2 separate regions of the Homo sapiens genome follow, and region 2 is linked to region 1. Evidence: chromatin loops called from intact Hi-C (ENCODE). Cell type or tissue: endothelial cell of umbilical vein. All regions are shown on one strand. Each heading gives the region's core, and the rest is flanking DNA. Links, peaks and the distances in the headings are about the cores only. Region 1 overlaps PACC1 (proton activated chloride channel 1). Region 2 has its middle 23 kb from the start of NEK2-DT.

Region 1 (5,262 bases), core at 263-5,262:
TTTCTTTCTTTTTTTTTTTTTTTTTTGAAATGGAGTCTTGCTCTATCACAAGGCTGGAGTGCAGTTGCGATCTTGGCTCATTGCAGCCTACGCCTCCTGGGTTCAAACGATTCTCCTGCCTCAGCCTCCCAGGTAGCTGGGATTGCAGGCACCCGCCACCATGCCCAGCCAATTTTTGTATTTTTAGTAGAGATGGGTTTCACCATTTTGGCCAGGATGGTCTTGTTCTCTTGACCTTGTGATCTGCCGGCCTCAGCCTCCCAAAGTGTTGGGATTACAGGTGTGAGCCACTGCGCCCGGCCTCAAACAACTAACTTTTCATTTAAGTTTCAGTTTCATTTATTTCTGCTCTGATAATTATTATTCTGATAAATTTGGGTTTGTTCTTTTCTCGTTCTTTGAGGTGATCGTTAGCTTATTTGAAATCTCTACTTTTTTTGATGTAGGCATTTATTATAAACTTCCCTCTTAGTACTGCTTTTGCTGTATCTCATAGGCTTTGGTATATTGTTTCCATTTTCATTTGTTCAATAAATGTTAAAATTTCCTTCTTAATTTCTTCATTGACCTTTGGTCACTAAGGAGCATCATGTTTAATTTCCATGTATTTGTACAGTTTCCAAAATTCCTCATTATTGATTTCTAGTTTTATTCCACTGTGGTCAGACAAGATACTTAATATGATTTTAATTTTTCTGAATTAGTTGAAACTTGTTTTGTGGCCCAACATATGGTCTCCCCTGGAGAATGTTCCATGTGCTGATGAGAAAAATGTATATTCTGTAGCAGTTGGAGTTTTGAGACGGAGTCTCGTTCTGTCGCCCAGGCTGGAGTGCAGTGGTGTGAACTCGGCTCACTGCAAGCTCTGCCTCCCGGGTTCACGCCATTCTCCTGCCTCAGCCTCCCGAGTAGCTGGGACTACAGGCGCCTGCCACCAGGCCCGGCTAATTTTTTTTGTATTTTTTGGTAGAGACGGGGTTTCACTGTGTTAGCCAGGATGGTCTCAATCACCTGACCTCCTGATCTGCCCACCTTGATCTCCCAAAGTGCTGGGATTACAGGCGTGAGCCTCCGCACCTGGCCAGATGAAATGTTTTGTAAATGTCAGTTAGGTCCATTTGGTCTAGAGTATAGTTTAAATCCCATGTTTGTTGATTTTCTGTCTAGATAAGCTGTCCATTTTTGTGAGTCGGACGTTGATGTCCCCTACTATTACTGTATTGCAGTCTGTCTCTCCCTTTAGATCTATTAATATTTGCTTTATATATGTGGTTTCTTTGATGATACTGGATGCATACATATTTACAGTTGTTGTATCTTCTTGTTGAATTGACTCCCTCATCATTACATAATGATATTTGTCTCTTTTTCCAGTTTTTGACTTGAAGTCTATTTTATCTGTTACAGGTATAGTTAAACCTGTTTTTTTATTTACATTTGTGTGGGATGTCTTTTTCTATCCCTTCACTTTTTTTTTTTTTTTTTCTGAGATGGAGTCTTGCTCTCTTGCCCAGGCTGGAGTGCAGTGGCATGATCTTGGCTCACTGCAACCTCCACCTCCCGGGTTCAAGTGATTCTGCTGCCTCAGGCTCCCAAGTAGCTGAGATTACAGGCATGCGCCACCACACCTGGCTCATTTTTGTATTTTTAGTAGAGACAGGGTTTTGCCATGTTGACCAGGCTGGTCTCAAACTCCTGATCTCAAGCAATCTGCCCACCTTGGCCTCCCAAAGTGCTGGGATTATAGGCATAAGCCATCACGCCTGGCCTGTCTCTTCACTTTCAATCTGTGTATCTTTACAGGTGAACTATACGCTGTATGGCAGCATACCGTTGGGTCTTGTTTTTTAATAAATTCAGCAACTGTGTCTTAAGAATTTGGTCCATTTACATTCAATATTATTACTGATAGAGAAGGACTTACTACGGCTATTTCGTTTTTTGTTTTTTGGTTTTGTAACTTCATTCTTCTTACTGTCTTTGTGGATAAATGATTATCTCTTTAAATTCCTTACTTTTTATTTTTATTATATCCATTATAGGTTTTTGCTTTATGGTTACCATAAGGCTTATAAAAAACATCTTGCAGTTAAAACAAGTTATTTTAAATTGAGGACAACTTAACTTTGATCACAAAGAAACAAAAAACTTTTAAAACTACACTTCAACTCCATACTCCTCACATTTTGACTTTTTATTATATCTATTTATATTTTTGTTTTGCCTCTTTTTTTTTTTTTTTGAGACGGAGTCTCACCCTGTCACCCAGGCTGGAGTGCAGTGGCCCAATCTCAGCTCACTGCAAGCTCCCGGGTTCACACCATTCTCCTACCTCAGCCTCCCGAGTAGCTGGGACTGCAGGCACCCGCCACCACGCCCGGCTAATTTTTTGTATTTTTGGTAGAGACAGGGTTTCACCGTGTTAGCCAGGATGGTCTTGATCTCATGACCTTGTGATCCGCCCGCCTCGGCCTCCCAAAGTGCTGGGATTACAGGCATGAGCCACCGCACCCGGCCAAGGCCATTGACTCTTGATTTACCCTTTTGAGGCTATTTTCTAGACCTTGTGAGTGTTCTTCATTCTTTTTTTTTTATTTGTGTATTTTCATATAATTTGTCTTTAAGCTCACTAATTCTTCTGCTTGATCAATTCTGTGAGGCACTCTGATGCATTTTTCAGTCTGTTAATTGTACTTTTCAGCTCTAGGATTTTTATTTGAATTTTTAAAAATTATTTTAATCTCTGTTGAATTTCTTTGATAAATTTCTGAATTGAGTCTTTGTGTTTCATTGAAGTTCCTGGAGTTTCCTCAGAACATCTATTTTGAATTCCCTGAGTGGTCACACATCTCTCTCTCCCGGATTGGTCACTGGCACCTTAGTCTGTTTGATGAGATTGTATTTCTCTGAACTTTTCTGGTGCTTGTGTACGTCTGTCTATGGGCATTGAAGATTTAGGTGTTTATTTCAGTCTTCACAGTCTGCCCTTGTTTATACCCATCTATCTTCAGGAGATTTTCTACAAATTGAAAGGTGACTGATGATGAGTTCCCTAAGCGTGTAGTCAGTCACTGCAGCTGTTTCAGCACTAGAGGGCAGTCTAAGCCAAGTTACACTGTGACTATCTTGTAGACTTCTAGATATCCAGCCCTGATGTACTTGGGGAGGATCAGAGAGAATGCCCTGGGGGTTCCCAGGCAAAGTCCCTTATCTTTCCCTCAAGGGGAAGGAGTCTCTCTGCTCTGAGTTGCCTGGAGTTGGGGAGGGGTAAGGCAGGTACTCCCATGGCTGTCACAGCTGGCACCACCCTGGGTCCCTCCTAAACCAATGCAATACTGGGGTTTGCTTAAGGCCACTTTAGTCAGCCAGTGGTGAAGCTGGCTGGGGTTTGGGTCCATCCTGCTAGGGTGGCCGATTGCCTTTTGGCCAGGGTGGGTTTAGAAGTGCCATTTGGGAGCAATAGCCTATAATTAGGGGATTCGGGATTCTTCCTGGTGCTGTGGCAGGGCTGGTACTAGGTTCCAAGGCAAAGTCCCTCATACTCTTCCCTCTCCTTTGCCCAAGCAGGAGTGTTCCACCATGCTGCACTGCCTGGAGTTGAGGCAGCTGGTGTCATGCTGGATCACACCCCAAACCCACAGACTCCCAGACCAGTGCAGTATCAGAGCTGTGGTTGCTATGGCCTGGCTGCCACTGAAATTATTTGGGGCCTAAGGCCACTTTAGTCTATTGTAAAGTGGGCCCAGACTTGGTTTCCTCCCACTGGGGTGGTAGATGCCCCTCTGATCTGGGGTGGGCCTAATACTCTTTTCACGGGCTCTAGCCTGGAATCAGGGCCTCAGAATTCTGCCTGGTGCTGTTTTCCCTTGTGAAGTTCCAATGCAAGTTCCAGACTCACTTCCCTCTCCCAAGCTCACAGATTCTCTCTGCTGCACTGCCTAAGGTTGGGGGAGGGGTGTGTAGGCAGCGTGAGACCCTCCTTTCTACTCTTCTTCAGTGTGTCTTTTCCTGTTATTATACTAAACCAGATACTGTGATCTCTCACCTGGTTTTTTGGCTCTTGTGTAGATACTTTCTTACATGGATAGCTGAGTTTGGTGTTGCTGCAGAGGACTATCGCTGGAGGGTTCTCTTTAGCCATCTGGCTCCACCTCCTCTAACGTCAAATTCTGACTCATGATCTTGGAAGGGGAGGAATAATTGGACAGCTTTGCTAAAGGAACATTTAAGACACACCGTCCACCAGAGCCAGGCCTAAATCTAGTATTGATTGGCATTCATGTCATCATAATATATCCTGATGTGATCATGGCTTACAGGAAACTGTTTCATAGCTGAGACCCAAACGTGTAAGCTTCCACCCCCAGGTGGGGATTCTGTGATACGGATGTGCTTGCTCTGCTATCACCCACTACCACTATTAATTATGGACTGGCAAGGCTTTGTATGAAGAGGGATGTGCAGAGGCTTATTGAATCAAGACTGGGGAGAAGGGCTTGCAGCTCGTTGTGTAATGTGTGATAAAACATTTTTTAACCTACTATATTCAGTATGAGGTACCTATTATGGGCCAAGTGGAGCCCAGTACCCGAGGCATGCTTTACTCAGCTTCACAGCAGTCAAGTGGTGGTATCACCATTTTCATATGTGAACAATGAAATGCATACTAAGGTCACCCTGCTAAATTGAGCTTAGAAGTATTTTATTTGGGAGGCTGAGGCAGGCGGATCACGAGGTCATAAGATCGAGACCATCCTGGCCAACATGGTGAAACCCCGTCTCTACTAAAAATACAAAAAATTAGCCGGCCGTGGTGGCATGTGCCTGTAGTCTCAGCTACTCGGGAGGCTGAGGCAGGAGAATAGATTGAACCCGGGAGGCGGAGGTTGCAGTGAACTGAGATCGCGCCACTGCACTCCAGCCTGGCGACAGTGAGACTCCATCTCAAAAAAAAAAAAAAAAAAAAAGTATTCTTACCAGGTTGTGGAAGTCAGAAATCCAAGATAAGAACTCTGCCTTAAAGAGTTACAACTCTGCCTTCAAGAGTTAGTGAGAGAACAATCCTATTGTTTTAAATTATTGATTCCAGACCATAAGGAACTGTGAAGGGCATTCATAGGATAAATAGCTCTGCTGAAGTCCAGAAAGGGTTTTAGCTTAGTGGTCAGGGAAAGCTCTGAGACTTTGAAGGATGAGTAAACCTAGACAGGAGGAAAGCATCGTAGATGGGGAAAAGAGCAGAGGACTGGAGGCAGGAATCCT
Region 2 (5,489 bases), core at 325-5,324, 670 kb after region 1:
TTCCCCCAGTGACCAATTCTCCAACACCAACTGGGTGTCCTACAATTTAATTCTGACACTATCAAGCTGCAGCTCCTGTCAGATCCCACACTTTCAGGGCTCAGTCCCACCAGACTGCCCCCATTGCAGATGCCAATGGCAAGTCTGGGTCTCAGGTATTTCTGACCAAACAGCTATAAGTTAGCGGTTCCAATGGCCCCCTCCCTTGGGCTCAATAATTTGCTAGAATGGCCCACAGATTCAATGGCCCACAGATCTCAGAGAAACACTACATTTACCAGCTTATTATAAAGGACACAACTCAGGAACAGTTAGATGGGAGATGGATAGGGCGAGGTAGGGGTGGGGCAGGGGGTAGGGCTTCCACGTCCTCTCTGGGCACCCACCCTCCAGCACCTCCATGTGTTCTGTAGTCTAGAAGCTCATCAGATCTCACTGTTCAAGAGTTTTCACAGACCTCAAAATCCAGCACCCAACTCCCATTCCCAGAGGCTGAAGGGTGGGTGGGGCAGGTGAGGGTGCAGTTTGAAATAATATATATTGATGATGCTCCAGCAGTTTTAAGCAAAATCTTGAGCCATTTATGTCCAGAATTTTTGACAAACAAAACCAGACAAAACAACCAATCCCACAAAACAAAACTAAACAAAACTAAACAAAAACCAACCAGCCAAACAACCAAACCCAACCAAAAAACCCTAGAATTCATTGTTTTGCGATGCACTGTCACACTGAATCATGCCTGTAACTGATGTTCTAGAAGAGTTCAGTTTCCTCTAAGGGTAATCAGTTATGTGATAAAGAGGTGTTAAATACTTGGTGATGATTTAAAATCCAATCTTAATTTGGTCCCACCTTGAGATCTGTTCATCTTTTTTTTTTTTTTTTTTTTTTTTTTGAGACAGAGTCTCGATCTATCTCTCAGGCTGGAGTGCCGTGCAGTGGTGCAATCTTGGCTCACTGCAGCCTGGACCTTCTAGGCTCAAGAGATCCTCCTTCCTCAGCTCCCCTGAGTAGCTGGGACCACAGGCATGTGCTACCCCATCCAGCTAATTTTAAACTTTTTTTGTAGAGACAGGGTCTCACTATGTTGCCCAGATTGGTCTCGGACTCCTGGGGTCAAGCGATTCTCCTGCCTGGGCCTCCCAAAGTGCTGGGGAGATCTGTTCATTCTTTTTTTCTTTTCTTTTCTTTTTTCTTCTTCTTCTTTCCTTCCTTCCTTCCTTCCTTCCTTCCTTCCTTCCTTCCTTCCTTCTTTCTTTCTTTTCTTATTGAGACAGGGTCTTGCTCTGTCACCCAGGCTGAAGTGCAGTGGCGCGATCTGGGCTCACTGTAATCTCTGCCTTCCAGGTTCAAGCAATTCTTCTGCCTCAGCCTCCCGAGTAGCTGGGACTACTGGTGCACGCCACCATGCCCGGCAAATTGTTGTATTTTTAGTAGAGACAGGGCTTCACCATATTGGCCAGGCTGGTCTCGAACTCCTGACCTTGTGATCCGCCCACCTCTGCCTCCCAAAGTGCTGGGATTACAGTCATGAGCCACCACACCCGGTGATCTGTTCATTCTTAATGGAAAAATGCTTGATACTTTATAAGCCAAATGGTGACACAATTGGCCCTATTTTAGTCCAACAGGGAAAAAGGCAAAAATTATACATTTCAGCAGACCTGGTACATTTGATAGCTTAAACTGACATAAAAATTGTCTTCTAAAACTAAGATAAAACAAAATGGGGATAGTGATACTTCCTCATGGAGTTGTGGGAAGGGTGGAGTGAGATTCATGTGCAAAGAGTTTGCACAGTGCCTGGCACATCAAGGACATTGATGGGTGAGAGTCCCCAGTGTTGGGACCATTGCTGGGGTGGGAGTGGCCTGTGCCTCCAGCAGGGAAGAAGGGCAGATGAGCTTTCCGGAACGTACTCCTCAGAACCTGGGTCCTAAGTCTGTTTGCACGCATGTGCCCTGCGTGTATTCTCTGCCGGGGCATTAGCGGACAGGGACCCTTCTCCACATGAAAGCACTCGGGGAATCACGGCTTGCTGAAGCCAGAGCACAAGGCGGAGATCACCTGCACCAACCCATCCTACATGGAAAGGACAGCTGAGTCCCGAGAGGGCCGTAGGGTCACAACTTCCTAGGAAGCCGGGGCTGGAGCCAGGCCCCCTGCCTGCCCTCTCTGTCGCTGTGCCCCGCTCTGTGCTCCACAGGCAGCTCCTCAGCCGCAGCGCCTTCAGTTCCATCTGGTCTAGAGGGAAGGGAGTGCGGGTCGCCCGGCCCCTGGAAGCTCACCTCTAAAGCCCCAAGGGCACCGTAGGGGAGGCTGTGTCCACAAAGGCTCCTAGGAGGAGCTTTCATGACACTTTATGAGAAAAAGTCCCACAGTCCTGCACTGAGCCTTCACCTCACCTGAGCTCTTCTCAAAGTCAAGTCATAGCGGGCGGGGGACGGGGGGCGGGGGGCGGAAACTGAAGTGCAGAGTGAAGGGCTCTGAGAAAGCACTCCCAGGCCTGGGCCAACAGGCCCCGTGGCACCTTCGGGAACATCTCTGTGCATGAAAAGCTGCAGTCTGCTGTTACTGTTTCAGTAACGGGGTCAATATTTCTATATCCGGACACTGCGCAGTCTCTAGGCCTCCCGAGGGTTTGAGTTCTCCGGAGTCCAGACTCATAAACCACACCTCCCTCCCTCTGCAAAAAAGAGCGTGCGGGTCCAGGTAGGTGAGCGGCGGCGCTGTCCCTTCAGCTCCAGGAGGGAGAGGGCGCCCCCACCTGGTTACAGGCAGCATGGCAGCGAGAGGCCAGGGCTGAACGCGGCGCAGGATCCTCTCCTGGTGGCCTTGTCCCTGGGTGCCCCTCAGAACCACCCGGGGACATCCCCAAATTACAGAAACCTGGACCCTCACCACAGACCCTGAATCAGGAAGTATGAGGTGTGCCCCAGGCATTTTAAAACAACAACAACAAGCTCTATAGAGCTTCTGATAAACACCCAAGTTGAGAACTGCAGGGTATTAAGATCAGAAATGAGGTGTCAAAAATAACTTCTAGCTAACAATAGTTAAGGTGCCAACACCTGTGAATCATTTGTCATTATATGCAAATTAGAGGCCCGTGGCAGTGGCTCACGCCTGTAATCCCAGCACTCTGGGAGGCTGAGGCAGGAGGATCACTTGAGCTCTGGAGCTTGAGACCAGTCTGGGCAACATGGTGAGACCCCGTCGCTACTAAAAATAAAAGCGAATTAGCCAGGCCTAGCAACGAGTGCCTGTAGTCCCAGCTACTGGAGAGGCTGAGGTGGGAGGATTGCTTGAGCCTGGAGGTCAAGGCTGCAGTGAGCTGTGATTGCTCCACAGCACTCCAGCCTAGGCAACACTGAGATCTTGTCTCAAAAAAAAAAAATTTCATATATATATATATATATATATATACACACACATATAAAAAATATAATGTATATATATAATATAATGTGTATATATAGAGATACACACACACACATATATATATATGTATGTATAATTAGAGCAGATATGAGGCCATTCCTCTCTTTCCCTTGCATTCTCAGAGAGAAAAGGCCTGTGTGGGGGCTCTGCTGGGTGCCCTACATGCCTGCAGCCCTCCTGAGCCTTGTTGGAGACTATCACTGATCTCTGCCCCAGTTAGGATGGTTTCAAATTGGTCTAGTCTAGTGCTTTACTGGCTTCCCAAAAGCTTTGGGCTAAGTTCAAATGGGGGACTCCCCTGGAAGTGTGCCTCAAAAGCAGATGTCATCCACACTGTGTTTCTCAGCAGGAAGTCTCCCCACCAGCACAGCTGTTCTCCACTGTGACAAGCATAGGAGCCCCCAGGGACTGTGCTGAAGAGCAGATTCTGATGAGCAGGGCCGGGTGGGGCCTGAGAGTCTGCATGTCTAATAAGCTCCCAGGGGACACCTTGTTGCTCTCCAAGGACCACATGTGAGGGTCTACACCACTTACTGACAATACTGCTCTAGCTATGACCAGCTGGAAAGGCTTCTGAAGAGGAGCTTCATAGCTAAGCTGACCAACCCTCTTGGTTTTCTTGGGGCTGAGAGGTTTGCCCAGACTTGAAACCTGGGATGGTCCCAGGGAGACCAGAATTCTTGGTTACCCTGTGCACAGCTGTGGCCCAATACAATTAGTTTAGGTAAAGCCTTGACATAGACGCCTGAGAAAGGCTCAAGAATGCTTACAAAGAAACAAACAAGGCATTGTAAATCAATCTAGTGTAGAAAAAATACTCTTAAAGCACCGAGGGAAGGTAGATTAAATTCAAGGTCATCATGAAACTGAGCTTCTTGAGAGCTGAGTTCTGAGTGGGATGGGATAGAAAAGGGATTAGGGAATGATCTAGGTTGGGATGAAGGAAAGGGCTCCCATTGCTATACATGCCCGCTTTGGTTAGCGCTGATTTCATGAAAAGCCAGGTTCATCTGAGTTGTCAGAACCTACAAATCATATTCAAGTGTGTGCTGTCATATTTGTATTAAATTCCTGTATCTATATATTTTAGGTCACTTTCTCTCCCCAAAAGCCATGGCAGTTAACCTGGCCCTAAACCTAAGTTGCCCTGGCCTCCCTGCCCAGGTGCCTTCTAGAGAATGTCACATAATGCAGTGGTTTAATGGACTTCCCTGGTGACCACAGCCCTGGTCTGGATGTGGTCCTGTCTGCCCTGCCATGTGCCATGTGACCTAGGTAGAAAGGGAGTCAGTGTCTACCTGTCTGTGCCTGTCCTCCTGCCCTTACAGGGATGGCTGAGGCATGAGGGCTCTGACAGCCCTGGAGACACACAGAACCTCACCAATATGGAAGAGTCTGGGAAAACCTTGGGGCCACCCTGAGAAGGCACTTCACAACAAAGACTGCACACAGTACTTTTTGGAGGGCAGCCATATTCTGGCCTATGGGTTTGGTTCCTAGAACTCGAAGTATGTGGGTTTCCTGAGTGTGTAAAATCCTGAGAGATGGTAATAAACCACACCCTTTGGGATGAGGTACAGAGAGCCTTCATATTTATAAAATATATGAGGCCAGGCATGGTGGCTCACACCTGTAATCCCAGCACTCTGAGAGGCCAAGGTAGAAGCATTGCTTGAGCTCACGAGTTTGAGTCCAGCCTGGGCAACATAACGAGAGCCTGCCTCTACAAAAATAAAATAAAATAAAAAGTTAGCTGGGCATGGTGGTGTGTGCCTGTGATCACAATTATTCAGGAGGCTGAAGTGGGAGGATTGCTTGAGTATAGGAGTTTGAGGCTGCAGTGAACTATGATTGCACCATTGCACTCCAGCCTGGGCAACAGAGTGAGACCGTGTCTCAATTAAAAAAAAAATATATATATATATATATATATGTATGCATGTATATGTGTGTGTATATATATATATATACATATGTATGTATGTATGTATGTGTGTGTGTGTATATGTATATATGTATATATACCGCTTTATTTCTTTAGCAGT

Evidence for each region. Peaks named below come from ENCODE experiments on the same cell type or tissue, not always from the same donor. Only the 100,000 strongest peaks of a DNase experiment are listed, where the experiment ranks them.
Region 2: a loop joins it to region 1, with 10 times the contacts of the local background. A loop is called at or near these places in 22 of 110 quality-filtered maps.

What each region holds. Positions count from the first base shown.
Region 1 is chr1:212,366,006-212,371,267 of GRCh38, reverse strand. All of the region lies in intron 7 of PACC1 (proton activated chloride channel 1), which reads left to right. Among named protein-coding and RNA genes, the nearest start is that of SNORA16B, 16 kb to the right of the region's middle. RefSeq lists enhancers at 2,994-3,577, 3,578-4,163. In endothelial cell of umbilical vein, for the core only: a CTCF peak has its summit at 3,082 (motif pointing right); a DNase peak (open chromatin) is centred at 3,107.
Region 2 is chr1:211,695,943-211,701,431 of GRCh38, reverse strand. No RefSeq gene overlaps it. Among named protein-coding and RNA genes, the nearest start is that of NEK2-DT, 23 kb to the right of the region's middle. RefSeq lists a silencer at 2,407-2,466. In endothelial cell of umbilical vein, for the core only: a CTCF peak has its summit at 2,773 (motif pointing left); a DNase peak (open chromatin) is centred at 2,741; H3K27me3 peaks cover 496 bases.